3 separate regions of the Homo sapiens genome follow, and all the other regions are linked to region 2. The links are chromatin contacts, found by Hi-C or POLR2A ChIA-PET in ENCODE. All regions are on one chromosome and are shown on one strand. Each heading gives the region's core, a stretch centred on a gene start or an enhancer-like site at or near the end of the contact. The rest is flanking DNA. Distances are from core to core; before and after follow the strand shown.

The links. Hi-C counts contacts between places; a loop is a spot of excess contacts on that map. ChIA-PET counts read pairs that join two places held with the same protein, here RNA polymerase II (POLR2A). Pooled maps may share reads with other maps.
Region 1: a loop to region 2 is called in a map with no recorded cell type, with 14 times the contacts of the local background. The contact joins the promoter of CHST12 here to the enhancer-like site in region 2. A Hi-C loop is called at or near these places in 1 of 37 single-sample maps with no recorded cell type and 2 of 50 pooled maps. POLR2A ChIA-PET finds 5 or more read pairs at or near these places in 2 of 52 experiments (B cell and PC-9).
Region 3: a loop to region 2 is called in a pooled map, with 3 times the contacts of the local background. The contact joins the promoter of AMZ1 here to the enhancer-like site in region 2. A Hi-C loop is called at or near these places in 2 of 50 pooled maps. POLR2A ChIA-PET finds 5 or more read pairs at or near these places in 2 of 52 experiments (activated B cell and activated naive CD4-positive, alpha-beta T cell).

The regions. Positions count from the first base shown.
Region 1 is chr7:2,401,824-2,405,357 of GRCh38, reverse strand. CHST12 (carbohydrate sulfotransferase 12) reads right to left here and starts at 1,747. Exons shown (of 2, transcript NM_018641.5): 1 at 1,685-1,747. RefSeq lists silencers at 1,451-1,620, 1,711-2,080 and an enhancer at 2,171-2,270.
Region 2 is chr7:5,217,144-5,220,725 of GRCh38, reverse strand. It overlaps WIPI2 (WD repeat domain, phosphoinositide interacting 2), which reads right to left. Exons shown (of 13, transcript NM_015610.4): 6 at 3,539-3,582; 7 at 2,712-2,804. Among named protein-coding and RNA genes, the nearest start is that of WIPI2, 29 kb to the right of the region's middle. RefSeq lists enhancers at 1,568-2,277, 2,288-2,367, 1,226-2,425. Within about 2 kb of position 1,250, at least 9 of the 41 ENCODE cell types and tissues checked have a DNase peak (open chromatin) inside an H3K27ac peak, as active enhancers do; they include B cell, where a contact is called at or near this core.
Region 3 is chr7:2,686,057-2,689,683 of GRCh38, reverse strand. AMZ1 (archaelysin family metallopeptidase 1) reads right to left here and starts at 1,482. Exons shown (of 7, transcript NM_001384743.1): 1 at 1,388-1,482. RefSeq lists an enhancer at 514-783.

The DNA of each region.
Region 1 (3,534 bases), core at 498-2,997, 2.8 Mb after region 2:
TTCTCTTGACTCATCCTCCTAAGTAGCTGGGACTTCAGGTGTGCACCACCACGCCCAGCTAAATTTTGTATTTTTAGTAGAGATGGGGTTTCACCATGTTGGCCAGGCTGGTCTCGGACTCCTGACCTCAGGTGATCCGCCCGCCTCTGCCTCCCAAAGTGCTGGGATTACAGTCACGAGCCACCTCGCCCGGCCTTCCAGTCTTAGCTTCCAACCCAATCCTCAAACCCCACTTCATCAAGAACACGGCGACCCACCATCTCCCCCAAACATCACTTTCACTTCCACATCTCTGCATGCCCTTTGCCTCCAAACGCCCCAATTCATAGGTCCTCTCCACTGTGGAAAATGTCGGAAAATGTCGCCACATTCTGTTAACGCCTGCACCACAGTCTCAACTCCACACAGTTGTAGCCAGGCTGGCCGTGAGCTCCCAGGGCAAGGCCCACGCTATTACCGGCATCTACCCCAGCTTAGCATCTTGCACTCGATTGGAGGTTTGATAATAAAGCTGGAGTCAGCTGAGTGACAGCAGACAGTTACTGCTGGCCCCAAAGCGTCAGCCCAAAGTCCCATAAACTCCTTTGCAGGGAAATCAAACATCTATGCCATTCCAGGCAGGTGCTCTTTCAGATCTCAAGCGTTGCACCTTCGTGTAGCAATCTCCTCATTACCCCTGTTTTCTCTCCATCCTCACTCAGACACCAGCCCTGACTCCCAACACCAGATGCTCACGGTGAGGGGCTAACCCGGGTCCCCGCGTGGGGGTAAGTGGGGGACCCGCTGAGCTGTCCCCAACCACCCACAGCCGGGAACAGCACCGTAGGGCCTGGTGTCCTGGAAGATGTACTGCGTCCAGCACCGCGCCTGCAACTCACATTCCTATTCACCCCGGGGCTTCCGAGTCCCCACAGCCCCGCTTATGAACTAAATAATTTAATAATGCTGGAAACACTATGGCTTGTTGTGCTGCCTGCCAGACGGAGCCTCTGCCCGAGCCAAGGCTTTGCCGGCGGTGTCTCGGTGGCCGGGAGCCCGCAGAGGAGGTCTAAGTCCCACTGTTCCCGGACTAAATGCACGGTTTCCTCTCCCAGAGGGGCAGGGCTGCGGCTTCTGGAGTGAGAGGTCATTTAAGGGATACCCTGAGCGACCTGCCGGTGCTGCTGGCGTCTGCAGGCTCCAGGGCTGCGGTCGGCGGGGCCGGGGAGCCCCGTTCAGGTGACAGCAGGCACACGGGGGCCCTCGGGAGCTGGGGATCCTGGAACTCCAAGCCCGGGAATTGGTCCTACCCCTGCCGGGCGGCAGAGGCTGATGCCGGGCAGGGGGACTCCTGGGGGCCGGCGGGGCCGCTGCAGCCTCTGCTGTCGCTGAATCAGAACCACAGATTTCTCGTCCAGACCCCGAGGAGCCGCAGAACGCGCTGATCAGGGCCCCAGGGCTGGGTCCCCCTGGCCGAGGACGACGAGCGGGGCTCAGAGAGGGCGCGCGCAGGGCCAAGGTCACACTGCGCGCCGGCGCGGGAACTCGAACCCAGGCCCAAGCCGCGCCCGCCAGGCCAGGTTAAGGAGAGCCGACCCGCGCCCCTCAGCGCGGCCCGGGACCCCCGCCCGGGCCCTGGGAGCCCAGCACTGGCCGAGAGAGAGGGAGACCGCGCCCCGAGCCCGCCGCCCGCCGCGCCCCTCACCTCGCGACCCTCACCTCGCGCCCCTCACCTCGCGCCCGCAGCCGCCGCCGCCGCCCCGCGACTAGCGGACCCCCCAGAGGCAGCCCTCGCCGGCCCCGCCCCCGGCGCAGGAGCCCCTCCTACCGGTCGTCTTCTCGCGAGACGTCGCGGCCGCCGGAGGGGCCACGGAGGCCGAGGGGCGCCCGCCCTCAGCGCGCCTGCGCCCGGCCAGCCCGCCCGCCCCCGCCCTCGCGAGCCAGTGCCATGTGGCGCCGTATTTACGGCCAGAGATCGACTCCGCCCACCGGCCGCCACGAGCCACGCCCCTTTCTCAGCAGCCAATCCGCGGCGTTGACTCCGCCCCGGCGGACCGGGCGCGCGGCGGCTCGGGGACGCGCAGCTGTCTCGCCGTTCGACCCGGGAGCTCCACGTTGCAGCCAAACACGATCCCGTTAACCAACCTTTATGCAGTGCCTGTTGTCTATCCGACCCTTTCTCGAGCATCGGCTCATTGGCAAAGGATCGTGATGCTCACCGGCTGGGGCTTGAGACTCGCTGTGTGACCTTGGGCAAGTGACTTAACCTCTCTGAGGTTGTCGCCAATCCGTAAAATATAATAGGTTAGTGACCCTACCTTTCAGGGAGTATGTGAGACAAACGAGATGACACGGGTAAAGAGCTTAGCAAGATGCCTAATGCATAGTGAGCATGCAGTAATTGTTCTTGGCATCAATGTAGTTTTGTGTGTTTGTTTGTTTATTTTTTTAGAGACAGGATCTCACCGTGTCGTCCAGGATGGGGTGCAGCGGTGCAGTCACAGCTCACTGCAGCCTCGACCTCCTGGGTTCAAGCCATCCTCCCACCTCAGCCTCCCAAGTAGATGGAACTACAGACAGGTGCCACCACACCCGGCTAATTTTTAATTTTTAATAGAAACGGGGGTCTCACTATGTTGCCCAGGGTGGTCTTGAACCCCTAGACTCAAGCAATCCTCCTGCCTCAGCCTCCCAGAGCTCTGGGATTACAGGCGTGAGCCACCGCGCCAGGCCCAGTCATTTTTTTTTTAAATTATGGTAAAATATATAGAACATAAAATTTACCATCTTAACCTTTGTTGTTGTTGTTGTTGTTGTTGTTGTCGTTGTTGTTGTTGTTGAGACAGAGTCTCGCTCTGTCGCCCAGGCTGGAATACAGTGGCCCGATCTCGGCTCACTGCAAGCTCCGCCTCCCGGGTTCACGCCATTCTCCTGCCTCAGCCTCCCGGGTAGCTGGGACTTACAGGCGCCCGCCACCACGCCCGGCTAATTTTTTGTATTTTTAGTAGAGACGGGGTTTCACCGTGTTAGCCAGGATGGTCTCGAACTCCTGACCTCGTGATCCGCCCGCCTCGGCCTCCCAAAGTGCTGGGATTACAGGCGTGAGCCGCCGCGCCCGGCCCATCTTAACCATTTTTAAGCACTCCCTGCAGTGGCATTAAGCACTTTCACATCCCCACCATCCACCCCAAGAACTTTTTCAATCCGTGATATTTTTAGTTGGCCCCCTCCGATGGACTCCCGAGGCAGCCTTCCAACCAAGGTCATCTCTTCACTCTTCCACTCCCTGCAGCCAGTCCCAAAGGAGTTCCGAACCCACCGGGCCCTGGAAATGTGGAAGTGAGGGAGACGGGCAAGGCCCCTGCCCTCCTGTATTCTAGTGGGGGGGAAAAGCAACAAACAACCACCACAAAATATATGTGTATATTATATACACACTCACAGTAGATAATATGTTTATACGTATGTGTAATGCATACATGTTACCTATGTGTATGTATGTAGTATATATGTTTATATATTGTACACATACATATAGACCTGTATTATGCATGT
Region 2 (3,582 bases), core at 1-2,500:
GACAGGAGAAACACTAGAGTCCAGGAGTTCAAGACCAGCCTGGGCAACATAACAAGACCCCACCTCTACAAAAAACAAAAAAATCAGCTAAGCCTGATGATTCGTTCCTGTTGTCCCAGGAGTGGAAGCTGCAGTGAGCCATGATCATGCCACTGCACTATCTCTGTGTTTGTAAATAGTAAAAAGTGGCTGGGCGTGGTGGCTCACTCCTGTAATCCCAGCACTTTGGGAGGCCAAGGCGGGTGGATCACGAGGTCAGGAGTTCACGACCAGCCTGGCCAACGTGGTTAAACCCCATCTACTCAAAATACAAAAATTAGCTGGGTGTGGTGGCGCGCGCTTGTAATCTCAGCTACTCAGGAGGCTGCGGCAGGAGAACTGCTTGAACCTGGGAGGCAGAGGTTGTGGTGAGCTGAGATCATACCACACTGCACTCCAGCCTGGGGGACAGAACAAGACTCCGTTTCAAAAAAAAAAAAAAAGCAAAAAGCAGCAGATGACCTAAGTGTAGAACACCAAGGAACTGTTTACATAAATTATGGTAAACTCATACAATGGGATAGTATACAGCTATTAGAAATCAGAATATAGGCCAGGCACAGTGGCTCACTCCTGTAATTCTAGCACTTTGGGAGGCTGAGGTTTGTAGATCGCTTGAGCTCAGGAGTTTGAAACCAGCCTGGCCAACAGGGTGAAACCCCATCTCTACAAAAAGTACAACAATTAGCCGGGCGTGGTGGCAGGTGCCTGTAGTCCCAGCTACTTGGGAGGCTGAAGTAGGAAGATCACTTAAGCCTGGGAGATGGAGGTTGCATAGAGCAGAGATTGTGCCACTGCACTCCAGCCTGGGTGACAGAGCAAGCATGACCCTGTCTCAAAAAAAAAAAAAACTGGTACTTGAGAACACTTGGTTCTCTCTGGATGGAGGGACACAAACTGAGCTTGTAACATTGAGAATTAGAGAATGAACTATTTTCTGCATCCATATACAAAAATAACCACGGCAAAGGTTTTGTCCTCTGCAGCCTAAACTTTCAGATGAGACATAATTTTGTGGCGCACGTCTACCGTGCAATACTAATTAATTAAGAGTTGTTTTGTTGCCACATGACCGCAAGATTCTTGAAAGCAGGATTAAGTCACAGGCCTCAGGGGGCCTCAGCACCTGGGACAGAGCGGGGCTGGGAAGGCCTTGCTGCTCTCACTCCACAGATGAGAGCATTCCATGTACAAGCAATCAAGGTTCCTCTTTATAGTCCAGAAAAAAAAAAATCTATTTTTATGGGCCTTAAAATTCCATCAAGTACTTTTGGGCCTTTATAAGAGCTACTAAAGAAACATTAACAGTGAGACTTTGATTAGTCAAAGGGTAACAGAATTTCAGGGCCATTTCAAAGGGAAAAGAAAAGGACAAGGTGCTATTGGGATAGTCTAGCATAATTAGAATCAAAGTCAGACTTGGAGTCTGACCCCTCTGTTGCTGCCCAGTTGGGCGGCCCCGGGCACACCGCTTAACCTTTCTGAGCCCTTGCTATGAAACAGAGAACTGTTTACCTTGCTGAGGGGAAACAAATGAGGTAATGAAGATAAAAGATCCAGGATAATTCACGACCCAGAAGTGACCCATAAGCGGTGACATCATTATTACAGAACTCGGGTGTGAGACTGAAGAACAAAGGCCCAGGCAGGAAAGCTAAGGAAGTGAGCCGACGTTTTATTGTATCTTCTCTGGTCAATAGTTTGAGGGGAGAGATGGCTTGAAAGGGGAGGCTATTTTAGGATTTCAATGAGAAGCAAAATCATATCCAAATCAAAGTAAAGGTCATCGGTGGCCAATGAAGAGCGGAGAAAACGGAGGCGGGAGAACAGACGCGACCTCAAGACAGAAGAATGGAAGACGCAACTTTCAAGAAAAGAGGAACTGAAACGAAAAGAGAGGCACAGTCCAAATGAGGAAGAGAACAAGGAGCCTTCAGTCTCCTGGGGGCCAGGGAGCCTCGCCACGCGGTCACAGGTACACGGGGACATTTAGAGGCCATCTCCTTTAAAGCCAGACATTCTTCTTACTGGAATCTCTTGAATTCATAGTTAGAAATACATATAAAACATTGATACATGACTTAAATACACTACTACCTACGGCAGCAACATATTAGAAACAAAGTCCCAAAAGGGTGATGTTGACATGAATCACAACTAAATACTGCGCGGCCATTACAAGTGTTTTTGAACTTAGACAAATGTCATGCAGAGTGAAAAAGGATAAATTATACCCATAGTAGGATCCCAATTTTGTTGACTAAAGAGAAAATGAAATACACTGAAATGTGTTCAGACTGGCTGGATAGAATTCTGTCTTTGCTTTTTCACATTTCATCACTGTCTGGGTTCTTTACTGTTATGTGGTAGTTTCATCATTTAGAAACACACTGGGTGAGCGGTGTGGTTACACACGGCACTTCTGTCTCCTCTGGACATTTCTGTATTTTCTACTACAAATGTGGACCAGCTCTCCCGTCCCAGTGGCACACTGCAAGCTCCGCTCACTCTCGGGCAGTACACGCCTGTGGCCTGACAAGTGGGTGGCTGTCTTTGCTTCTCCCGGAGCTGGTAAGTATAGGACCTTGCCTCTAAGGTGGCTGTGTGAACAGAACTGAAAAAGTCTGTGGACGCCTTGGCACCAGTGCTCCCCCGGGGAAAAGCAGACTCACCTTCTCCGAAGCCGTGGCAAGTTTAGTTCCACTTGCGTCAAAGGCCAGTGCCGCTAAAGGACTGTCGTGAGCCGGAATCATGTTTGCAGCTCTCTGAAAAAGGGACACCAATAAAGAGTGGCCACCGCACAGTGACCGCCCACGCCCCAGGGCTGACACTTGGTCCGCAAGTGCCAATTAGCTGTTCCTAAAACACCATTACGGTCCAAACAAATGCCAAACCCACTTGATTTACTGGGGCTGGGCATCCAAGGAAATGCTGCTCCAACTTTAGAAAAAGCAAAGCAATTTATCCCTAAGGTTTTCTATGTTCCTTCAAACATTCCCGTGGCGAGGAGCTCAGCACTGCTCTGAACGCCGCAGCAGATCCAGAAGCAGAATGAGCCAGACCTACTCTGCTACTGAGAAGAGAGCAGTGGGGCTGGGCGCGGGGCACCCGCCTGTAGTCCCAGCACTTTAGGGGGCCGAGGCGGGAGGATGGCTTAAGGCCAGGAGTTTGAGGCCAGCCTGGGCAACCCAGCAAGACTCCATCTCTACAAAAATAAAAAATTAGCTGGGTGTGGTGTTGCATGACTGTAACTCCTCGGGAGGCTGAGGCAGGAGGATCAATTGAGCCCAGGAGGTTGAGGCTGCAGTGAGCTAGGACTGCACCACTGCACTCCAGCATGGGCGACAGAGCCAGACCCTGTCTCAAAAACAAACAAACAAACAAAAAAGTGCAGCGGTTGTATTGCTGAGCCAAGTCAGGATGCCAGGGACACCACAGTGCTCCTCTTCAGGAAAAAGCCACACTTTAGAGAGCTATTCGAGCAGGAAAGGCATCTCACCAAATTAATGGTATCGAAGACCTGCACCTCTCCGATGGTCGCGC
Region 3 (3,627 bases), core at 233-2,732, 2.5 Mb after region 2:
AGCCGCAGGTGCCACTGCGGTGTTTCAGGTGGGGAAACTGAGGCTCAGACGTTAAGTGACTTGGCCCTGGCGACACAGCTGGGGGCCAGCGGGGCCTGGTTTCAAAGCCACGCTTCACACTGGAACCCCAGCTGCTCCTGGAGCAGGGATGTTCTGACGGGGACAGGGGGTAGGACGTCTCCTCTCCCAGAGCACCCGAGTTCCAGCCCTGCTGCTATTAATACCATGGGTAAACTCAGACGCTTCTCCTTCCTCCTCCCCTTGCCTTTTTTTGTCCAAAGACTGGAAAAGAGCACGTCCGCATCCCCCCCCCAGGGAGGTTCTGCCGCTCTAAGCAACAAGGGCCGCCAGACTGGCCCAGTAACCAGGTATCCAAGGTCAGGCTGCCCTAAACCGCACAGCTCCGGGCACTCATGCTCCCCCATCTGACCACGCAGATGCCTGGCCTTTGGGCAAGAAACCATGCTCTGATTCTCGCTATTCTGAATGCGCTTTGCAAAACCTCCCAGCAGCTGCATCGAGCTATTCATTAGCTGACAGCGGAGACCTTCAGGCAGAACCAGACGGACGGATGGTTTTGGGGGTTTCTCACCTCTCAGTTTCCATTCGCTAGGAGGGAAAACCGGGGGCTTAGACCGCAGGGGTAGTGGCCTCCGGGCCAGACTCTTGGCTTCCTGTTCTCTCTCCTCACCTGCGAACCCCAAACTCCTCTGCCAAGTGTTTCCCTCCCGTGATGGGGGCAGAAAGGACCCAGGTCCCTGCCCTCCCCTGTCCTTTGTAAAGTTTGCCATTTCTCTGTCACCCCTCCCTTGCTTTTCTGGTTTTGAGACCTGTCTTACATCCCTGCAGGGATCATATCCACAGCCTTCTCCCTCAGTCTCCTGGGGGAGGAAGCCTTCTCCCTCCCCGGCTCATACACAGGCTGCGGGGAGCCCTGGGCACGACGAGATTCTCGGCGCCCTGGAGGTTCCCCGGGGACGTCCCGCACCCACCTGGCTCGCCCCAGCCCGGAAACGCCTTCTTTCGGGCGCTTGGCCCTGGATTCCCGACCCGTCCCCAGTTTGCTCCCATCGGGAAGCGCGCAGGTCGCCCTGGCCTGGGAGAGGATGGCGGGGAGGGGGCGCGTGGCCCTTCCCTGGCCCGGCCTTCCCTCTGCAGGACCTGCCGGGGCTGTGCGGACCCCGGCGCGGCGCTGCACCAAACCCTCGCCAAGTGCGCCCTTCGCGTCTCCGCGGTCCCCGCGCGCCCGTAGCCGCCGCCGCCCGGGCGCCCTCGGGACTTGGTGCGCGGGCCGGGCTGGACCCGGAGCTGCCCCTACCCACCCGCCCCGGCACGGAGGTCCCTCTCGGTCCCTGCGCCCCCGAGTCTTCCCCGCGCGCCCCCCTACCTCGCAGTCCCGCGCCCGCCGGAGCCGGCAGAGGCCGCGCCGGGCACCGAGCCCCGGGCAGCAGCGTGGGCAGCTCGGCCTGGGCCGGGAGGATCGGGAGGTCCCGGTGACGTCGGCGCGCGGGGCAGGGACCGAGGCGGGCGGGACTGGGGCCGGTGTGGGGCCGCGGGCAGGACAGGAGGGCCACACCCCTCCCGGCGCTCAGCGTCCTGCCCCACTCCCTCCAGCTGCCCGCGGTGGAGCTCACGTGGGACCCTCCAGCCTCCCAGAAACACCCGGGCAGGGGGGCCCCAGAGCCTAAAGCCAAACAGGTGAGGGAGGTCAGTCAGCCCGGGCCAGTTCGTGCCTCCCCAGGTGAGAGGAGTAAACCCGGCTACTCTGCAAGGCGCCAGGTGAAGAGGTGAACCAGGCCACCAGTTAAGGCCCCAGGTGAGAGGGGTGAACCAGCGCCACGAGGTGAGGAAGGGGAACCAGGCCACCAGGAGAGGCCCCAGGTGAGAGGGGTGAACCAGGCTATCAGGCAAGGCGCCAGGTGAGGGGGTGAACGAGGCCACCAGGTGAGGAGGTGAACCAGGCTTATCAGCGAAGCCCCAGGTGAGAGGGGTGAACCAGGCCCCTAGGTTAGCCCTACAGTCAGTGGCCCTGAGGACGGGCGCCCTGCCCTACCCTGGCCAGCTGTGAGTGCAGCCCTGGCCCTGTGCCAGCCACCAGGAGATGGAAAGGACTCTAAGTGCGGAAGGATGCCGTGAAGGCCGGCATGACGGCTCCAGACAGAGCCCAGAGGCCTTTTCCATAAACTGCCCTTTTCCTCTCTGCAAACCCTCCCAGCACCAGCTTCCCTCGGGCAGCCTCCCACCAGCTCTGCTTCACCGTGCAGAAATGCCCCCCACGCCCTCAGCAGCGCCCCACAGATGGCTGAGGGATTCGTCACCATCGTCCCACACCAGTGCAAAGAATTTTTTTTTTTTTTTAGATGGAGTCTCGCTCTGTCGCCCAGGCTGGAGTGTAATGGTGCAATCTGGGCTCACTGCAACCTCCACCTCCGGGGTTCAAGTCATTCTTCTGCCTCAGCCGCCTGAGTAGTGGGGATTATAGGTACCCATCATTGTGTCCAGCTAATTTTTGTATTTTTAATAGAGATGGGGTTTCACCTTCTTGGCCAGGCTGGTATCAAACTCTTGACCTCATGATACACCCGCCTCAGCCTCTCAAAGTGCTGGGAGTACAGGCGTGAGCCACCACACCCAGCCTCAAAGAATTTTTTTAAGCCTTAAGAAATAACACGGCTGGGCGTGGTGGCTCATGCCTGTAATCCCAGCACTTTGGGAGGCTGAGGCAGACAGATCACAAGGTCAGGAGTTCAAGACCGGCCTGGCCAGTATGGTCAAACCCCGTCTCTATTAAAAATAAAAAAATTAGCTGGGCGTGGTGGCTGGTGCCTATAGTCCCAGCTACTCGGGAGGCTGAAGCAGGAGAATCACTTGAACCCGGGAGGCGGAGGTTGCAGTGAGCCGAGATTATGCCACTGCACTCCAGCCTGGGTGACAAAGCAAGACTTTGTTTCAAAAAAAAAAGAGAGAGAGAGAAAAACAACACAACACTAGGTGTCCGGTGTGCAAAATTTGGAAAATTATGAAAAATAAAAACAAAAAGAAGACCCCATAAGCCAACTGTGTAGAGGTAACCTCTCTCACCTTCTTGTCAGACATCCTTCTGATCGCCTTCTCCTCCACATTGAAATGTATTTTTAAAAAGTTTTTTTTGAGACAGGATCTTGCTCTATTGCCCAAGCTAGAATGCACTGGTATAAACGCGAGTCACTGTAGCCTCGACCTCCTAGACTCCAGCAATCCTCCTCCCTCAGCCTCCTGAGTAGCTGAGACTACAGGTACGTGCCATCACACCTGGCTAATTTTGAAACTTTTATGTAGAGATGGGATCTCGCTATGTTGCTCAAGCTGGTCTCAAACTCCTGGGCTCAAACAACCCTCCCAGCTCGGCCTCCCAAAATGTTGAGATCACAGGTATGAGCCACCGTGCCCAGCCTAAATACATATTTTAAGGGATTCACGTCACATACTGCGTTCTGCAGGCGGCCCGTGACTTCACACTCATCAATAGCCAAAAGTCCGTCTCCACACCCTGATGGTCTGCGCTGGACTCCGTGTCATGGATCTGTCACCTGCTTTGGGATATTTTGGTTTCTCCTGGTGTCTCACTAGCATATATCACTGTGATAG